Linked DNA regions of Homo sapiens: region 1 is linked to region 2. A link is a loop called in an ENCODE intact Hi-C map of the cell type or tissue named here. Cell type or tissue: sigmoid colon. All regions are shown on one strand. Region 1 has its middle 32 kb from the start of LINC01796. Region 2 has its middle 56 kb from the start of LINC01796.

Region 1 (4,000 bases), 88 kb before region 2:
ATAATTGCTGTTGCTCTAGACACTGAAAATACAATACTGGAGGGAAATGATACGATCCATATTCTTGTGGACTGGAAGTCTACCAGGAAAGACATAAAATTATCAAATAATTACTTAGCTACAAATAGGGCTGAGTGGCACAAAGAGAAAGAGCAGGGGGTTATAAGGCCCAGGAACAGGGACACAGTTGCAAGCACAGCCAGGACTCTCAGAGCAAGTGAGCGTAAGCTCAGACCTGAGGGAGGAAAATGAGGAGGCACACACACACAGTGGTGAGCGTTCTAGGCAGAAGGGGGGAGGAACCTCCTGCTAAGAGCTGTTACTCTGATGCCTAAACAAGTTAAATCCTGACTGTGGCTGATGAGTTCAAACCTCTGCCCCAAAAAGGATAAAACCAAGTCAACAGCCCACTTTACAGAATTCTGCTTGACTCTTCTCTCACACCTCTTGCATGCATCCACTTCTAGCTGGGTGGAAAAAAAAGGAAAAAACCCAAATCTTATGATAAAATAATAAAAGCAATTCAGTGGAAAAAAAATCTCTTGAAAGGTCTGGTTTTCTTTGGCATTACCACACTATCTCTTTCCCTCTCCTACAAGGTCCTGCAGCCACAGTGATCTTCCCTACTGCCTCAGAGTGAAAAGTTTCCATCATCTCCCACAGCAAGCTGAATTATACATCCCATCTGACCATTCAGACCTACATGAAGTATTTATCTAAGAAAAACAAAATAAACACTTCATCTCTTTCTTCCCTAGATGTAAACCTTCTACTTTGCTCTATAATCCACAAATTTCCAAAATAATCTCATGATTTCTAATTAAGTATGATAAAGTAATACCCACATTAATTTATTATTAAAAAGGACACCATTACCATCTAACCTTAGCAGCCTATTTTAAGTTTTAAGAGGAAAATAGCATTCATGAGCTGTACACCAAGTAAAGACCATCAGGTAAATAGTGGGAATCATTTATAAATGGTACAAAGGGAGAGAATCAATTCTCAACGAGGTAGAAAAACTAGGGAATGAGAATGTACAGAAATCTAGACTCTACTCAGCTGCTGGCCAGCTGTGCAACCTGGTATAATCCTCTTAAGTTCTCTGGGTTTTGTTGGCCTCAGATTCTCCATTAAATGATGATGGGCCCTTGTTTTCCAATCTACTTGGGTAATGGAAAAACAAATGAGCTTCCATGGTTTAAAAAAATACTTTTCAAATTATGAAACTAAATACATCTAAACTTAGTATTCTGTCATTACAAACGAGGTCCCTTAGATCATCAAAAGATGATAAGAAAAAGCTTCAGCAGCCTAGTGGGAGCAAAGCTCCTCATGAGTAAAAAGAGATAGGCACAAAATATTGCACAGTGCTATGAACAAACCCACTGTTGGCTGATAAACCATTCTCTTCATGAATTCTCTGTGAGAGACCCAGTATGTATTCCAAAATAGCCTCTTCCCTTTTACCAAAAAATCCCTCTGCCACTTGCTACAAATTGTAAACACCGAACTGACAAAGTGTTTTTGGCAAAAGTTTCTAACCAGGAGATTATAAGAGTGCATTGCAATCTGTAAATAGTAATCAGTCTGGCATAGCTTAAAGGATGACATTTGAAGCTGGATTCATAGGCCTTGAATGCCATGGAAGGAATTCAGGCAATAATTTTGAGAAGGCTGTTAAAATTTGCCAGATGTTATCAACCAGGTTGCTTGTTAAGAAGAGCTGAGATGACCCACTGACTCTGTTCCTGGAGACTCTGATTTAGTAGATAGGGAAGAGATTCTAAAGATCTGGACATTTAACAAGCACCCCAGGTGATTTTTGCTATCAGGCAGGGTTGAGAAACACCACCATGGGCCTTGATGAGCCACTGGAGAGCTGTAAGCAGGAGATTGGCACCATCCATCTACACTAAAAGCCAATTTACAAATGCCGTCATCTGGAGAGCTTCAGACTTTAGGAGTCTGACTTCTTGGAATTGGCAAAGGAGCTGTTAAAAATCCCACTGCTCAGGCCAGAACACCCGAGGCCAATCACAACAGAACCTCTGGAGACAGGATCCAGGCACAGCATTTTTATTATTTTATTTTATTGGATTGTATTTTGGATTCAGCGGTACATGCGCAAGTTTGCTACATGGGTATAGTGGCTGATGCTAGAGTTTGGGCTTCAGGGAACACATCATCCAAATAGTGAACATAGTACCCATTGTTTTTCAACACTAGCCCCTCCCTTCCTCCTCCCTTTTGGAGTGCCCAACGTTTACTGTGTCCATCTTTCTGTCTATGCAAGCACAGTGTTTTTAAAGCCCTCCATGTGTTTTCAGTGTGCAGCCAGGTTTGAGAACTGAGAGCATACTGAGTATAGCTGCCTCTGACTCCTTACCAAACAGGATGGCTGTCCATCCTGGGGACCTGGGGTCAGATAAGGAATAGTCAAACCTCACTGGATTAGCTGTGTCGCTTGCTTTATTTTTCTTCATTGAATTTATCATTACCTAACACTTTAATACACTTTAGCAATACTCAAAACCCACACATATATACTCACAAAGGAAAATACACACACACAATCTCCCCTTCTAGAATGTGTGTTTCATTAGACCGGGGACTTTGGAATAGTAGTTCTTAGTAGATTGATCATGCATGTATATTACATATATAGTTTCAATTATCAGGAAAGGGGAGCAAATATCATTAGCCAGTGCAATCTTAACAAAGCTTATAGATTTTTCAAGACAAAAATAAAGAAGAAAGTAAGTATTAAGATTTTGTGGGCAATGGTAATGAAGAGAGAGATGTTATATGCAAAGGCAGAAACTGTCCAAAATACGAGCCTAATATTAGCAATAAAATGGGCATGTTGGTAATGAATTCACAATTCCTTAAAGGGAAAAATTCTCATGGATAGCCAATCATTATTATTTTTTATTACAAAGTCATTTAAATAATACAAAGATTTAACTACATCTAAACTCTATACTCACAACCTCCTGTACCTTTATTCAACTTGACTCAGGCACGAACAAAACCACCAATCGATAAACTTGCATTTAACAAATTAGTGTGACACAAGATATCTTGCAGAAACAAAAGTGCTAATTTCGCATTTATTTCTACACTTAGTTGTATTTGTGTTTTTATTTTTGAGTTGTCTCCTTTTTTAACTTTTTAAGCATAATGGAACATTATCTGAATCACTGTTGTTGAAATATTGGTATTTTCTGTTTGAACAATAAATTTGTATTTTCCTTAACTTTAACTATCAAATATATTTAATACTGCACCTCAAAATAAGATATTGACAAAATGTAAAATGGCAGTTTAGTCAAGCTCTTCAATGTGTAACAACTATGATATTAACAATAAATATAAATTGTTTTCTGCAGAGATTGGATGTCCTTCCACAGTGAGTGCTGCTAACCACAGCTTTCTTTGAGAGCAACATAAGAACCCAGGTTACCAAGGGCATGATAGTAGATAACATTTGTGTTTAGGTGTTTGTATTTATAGACAGATAAACATGAAAAAAGAGATGAAAGTACTATAAAAGGCCAATAGTAGTTATGTCCAAGTAGTGAGGTTATAGATCAATTGGATTTTGCTTTTGTTTTCAAAATAAATATGCATTAGTTGATTTATGAAAAGCTTTTTGTTTTACTGTATAGCCCATTATTAAGTGAGGGGTTTCAGAAAGTTGCATATGGTATGAACTAATTCTTTGAGGAAAATGATACAAATGGATTTCAATGTATTGATAAATATCTGTATGTGCATGTACTAAAAATTTAACTATAACTCTCCTTGGGTGATAAGATTACAGATGGGTTTTCTAAGTGCTCGTCTTTGTGCCTTTATGCATAGGGTAGGTACCTATGAATGTGGCTGCCAATGATTCCCACCAGCCAGGTGTCAGGCCTTGTGATCTGCCACCCTTGACAATGAGAAAGACACTGATTTGCTTCTAACAGAATACAGCAAATATGATGGAATGTCA
Region 2 (4,000 bases):
ATTTAACCTTCGCAATTACCCTGTCATGGAATGGAGTCTCAGAGCTCTAAATTATGTAAATTGTCCAAAGTAACATACACATAGCGAGATGGAAGCAAGAATCTGAATCCGGATTTTCAGATTCTGCATTCTTTCCATGCCATCAAGTTACCTCCCACAATGAAAAAACAAACGAACAAAACTACCTGTCCAAACAGTCAGAAAATAGGACAAAAATTGATATAGCTATTGCCACCTTGAAATGGAGCTATCTATCCCTTTAACGTCCATATGGATAATTGTTCTGCTTTAGCTCCCATTTTAAAACTTGGAAGATCTGGTGAACTTAGTTCAAAGACAACAGACACCGCATGCTCACAGCATTGGACTCAGTGGTGGAGGGAGTTTTTAAAGCTGCTGCGTGTCATTGCTGCGGAGCCTGTCTGCAGTTTTGGTTCAAGAACCTTTACTGGGGCTCGGCTTGCCAAAGCACAGTTCTTCTCTTCTCCCGGTTTTAATGACTCCACAGTGACACCTGCTGGGAAGAAGGAACTGCTCAGGCCCGGGTCCTCTGCAGGATACTCACAGGGCCATGCTGAGGGGTTTGCAGGGCCATAGAGCTTTGGCTGTCCCCTGTGCTTCTGCAGGGGACGCTTCTGCACGGTTGGTGTATCACATGGAGACTGGAGCTCTGCCACACGATTAATACCCAGACCCTGGTGCCCCTCGGAGTTGGGCCGGAGTCCCAGCCTGGCCCCAGATCAGTAGAGCTCCGTGGGACTGTCACGTGCAGAGGACACAGACATCGCCTCAGTTGCCCTCTTTCCACTCCAGCTCCCCGATCCGCCTCCGCCTGCAGCTGTTAGTTCCTCCACCACAGGCCACTCTTGATGCCACTATTTGTTTCCCCATGGATCTCTGTGATCCTGCACTTAGGAACAAAGTAACACTGAAAAAAAAAGTCCCCTGGCATCACTGAGAAGAAGACGACTTCCGCAGAAAGTGCCAAAATGTTTTAGAAATAAACGGCAGACAACAGAGTCGTTGCATATTTCACTAGGCAGGATAGTAATTTATGTAATGTATTTTTAACTGTGAGAAGTGATGGGGAAACCACTTAAATATAATGTGAATTGAAGATTTGTCAGTTATGTAGTTCATGCAGTGGCAGATCTAGAAAATGTTATAAAAATTGAAGGATTACCAACAGAGAATGCCTAAAATCAGAACTCTTATTCGAGTTCTAACTCCCCCTATCTCAGGGAATTCTATGCTTTCTGGGAATATTTTGCTTTCTGTGAAAGGAGCTGGAGTTATACATTGTCTGTCAAATGTTCTTTTTTAATCGGCCTTCCTCATTTTTGTTTTAATTCCTTGGCTCTTTATTGCGTCCTCTATATGAGCCTGATGCTAACTCACGCTACCTCACCCCCTATGCCTCAGGATCACTTACCTGACCCACTAACGCCGGTGTTTACATTGGTTCCTGCCCCGTTTTAGGTGGAGGGGCCCTTCGGAGAACAATGGTGCATTCACCAAGTCTAGATTCCTCTGTAGAAGAGTTATATGCGAAGACGGAGTCTACTTTTTTCCTGGAATATGTGCTGCAGGTACCCAGGTTACAACAATCAGGAAAATGCAGCATCCACAATATATGGCGATTTCGCACTTAGGCACACACCTTTTCCCAGAGTTAAGCAAGTCAATAACTCTCTATCTCATATTCCCTTTTGCCCCTCCACCTCCCACTCCCTCATCCCTCCCCAAGGCCTCCACCCTTCGAGATGTGCTCAAAAGCCTTTTGGAAAGTTCCTGGGTTTTCAATGGAAAGATTTCTTTATAGATGAAATGCGCCCTCTAGTGGCAGATGTAAAAGTTGCAGCCTCTATTTTTAGGATTTGGGGGATGTTGGTTTCTTCTCCCCGTGAGGCACTCAGAGCTACTTCTCACTAAGAACAGATGCAAATCCCATGCTTTGTTGCTGCTTTTTCTCAAAACAATTCTACACTCCCAAAGTTTGCAGCATCCCTGAGAATATGTCTTTTGCCTATTATAACCTTATGACTCATTCTCCTGTATTGGCTGCCAGAAAATCAATCAGGGATCCTCTAACCTTCTGTGCTTCCCTTGTAGAATTGCTGGGCTTCTGACTTCAGAAGTCGCACGCTGAGAGTGATAGCACCACCTTGGCAATTCATCAGGTGGATAACAAACACGTATTTCTGCACTCTTCTCACAGAGGACTAGTTTCACAGTGTGGCTAGCAACTAGAGCTACATTGCATTTGAGTTTTGTGGTATTTCAATTTTTACCTAAAAAGTCATGTTGGTCATATGTAATACCTACACTCTTGTTTTTATGCTCCAAACAAAAAAGACCAATTTTGAAAATTTAGGATAGGTGCTGGGATCTAAAGTTTAGATCTTTAAAATCTACTCTTTTAGCACCTTGATTTAATAATTCCACTATATAGACAGGAATTATTTTTGTGTGTATATATTATATATATATATATATATATATAGCAAAACATCACAATGTACTCCATAAATATATATAATTATTATTTGTCAATTAAAACTAAATGGTTTAGACCTTCACAATAGGTATGATGTGAAGCCACTAAAAGCAAAGAAATCGGAAATCAGCGCTAATCCAGATGTGCAAATTGCTCTATCTCCTTCTTTTCCAAGCATTTCAGTCCATTGAGGAAGTCCAAGTAGCCACTTAGACAGCTTTGATGTGATCTGTGGGATCCTCATCAGTCAGAAAAAAATGGCAGGTATTTAGTACCCACTGTTTATGCCATGTGAAACAAACATAATTACAAAGGCAAAAAGAAGAATCCTGGTCACCTAGTGCTCATGCAGAAGGCAGCAAGACAAACAAATAAAAATCAATTGAGAACCTCTTTATCAGAAACAAACACACAAGCACAATTACTACTAGTGTCTTGATGCTATATGGGGTATTACTAATCATGAATGCATGGTATTCACTCAGATGAAATACAGGACTCTGTACAACCTTGGCGAAGATGGCAGTTTTTTAACCATCCTTGACTTCTCTCTCATTCCTTTATTTTTCACAGCGACAGTGTATCTCAAATTCATTCTCTTGCCATCCTTCCTCTGCCAATGGCTTGGTTGAGGTCTCATGGTCTCTCTGCCTAAACATCTGTGAGACTTTATGGACTCAAACCTTCTACATTCATTTCACCACAGGCCATTCCACCAATTACCCCACAGAACCCCAGAACACACGTCTGAACTGATTTCTACTTTTAAAATGGTCGTCCAGCCCCTGTTGTCCACTTCAACATTTGCCCCAAGTGTTTTCAGGATTTTGATTCTTCAGGTTGTTACTACTGACAAATGAAAGGGGCACCCCATTAGGAAAATAGCCAATGCACACTGCGAATTACCAAGAGGCAGAGAGGACAGATGGAGGCAGTGCCTAGGTCCTTCCATCCTGGAGCCCTCTGAAGAGCCTTCCCTGACCACCTGCAGCTGAATTTTCAGCCCTTCCCCCTCTTCACATCGGTACCATTTTATGCATGCATTCTATACACATGACATTGCATTACACTCATTTAGTTATGTGCTACACACATTGTGAAAATAGGAGCCCTTAAGAGGAGGAACAATATGTAGCCATCTCAGTAGTCCACTGCACCAAGCAGTGAAGCTAGGGAAACCAAAATCACAACTTCTAGAATCAACTAAGTTAGACCTTAAGTTAACAACATAGCTATCCCTCAAAAGTAATAATGGAGCTTCACAGTTTCCTGTTTTGAAATTGAAGACTTACAAAACCTACTTCCGTGCAGCATTAGAGAATTAGGTTTATCAAGAAAAAGGGAATAAGACTTCATGAATTTATAAACAATCATCCACTGATGCTGGGGCAGGGCCAGCTTCCGGGGTAGGGTTACCTTGGGCAGTCACACAGGGCCTGGCGCTGAGAAGGGCCCTGCACTTTGTTTAGTGCTTTGCTGCCGCCGTCTTGAAATTCTCAGTAA

Evidence for each region. Peaks named below come from ENCODE experiments on the same cell type or tissue, not always from the same donor. Only the 100,000 strongest peaks of a DNase experiment are listed, where the experiment ranks them.
Region 1: it touches region 2 in a loop (2.7-fold over the local background); 1 of 110 quality-filtered maps calls a loop at or near these places.

What each region holds. Positions count from the first base shown.
Region 1 is chr2:102,926,192-102,930,191 of GRCh38, reverse strand. No RefSeq gene overlaps it. Among named protein-coding and RNA genes, the nearest start is that of LINC01796, 32 kb to the right of the region's middle. In sigmoid colon, no CTCF peak of the experiment used is centred here; a DNase peak (open chromatin) is centred at 2,011.
Region 2 is chr2:102,837,951-102,841,950 of GRCh38, reverse strand. It overlaps a transcript of TMEM182 not described here. Among named protein-coding and RNA genes, the nearest start is that of LINC01796, 56 kb to the left of the region's middle. RefSeq lists an enhancer at 611-660. In sigmoid colon, CTCF peaks have their summits at 528 (motif pointing left) and 1,854 (motif pointing left); a DNase peak (open chromatin) is centred at 520.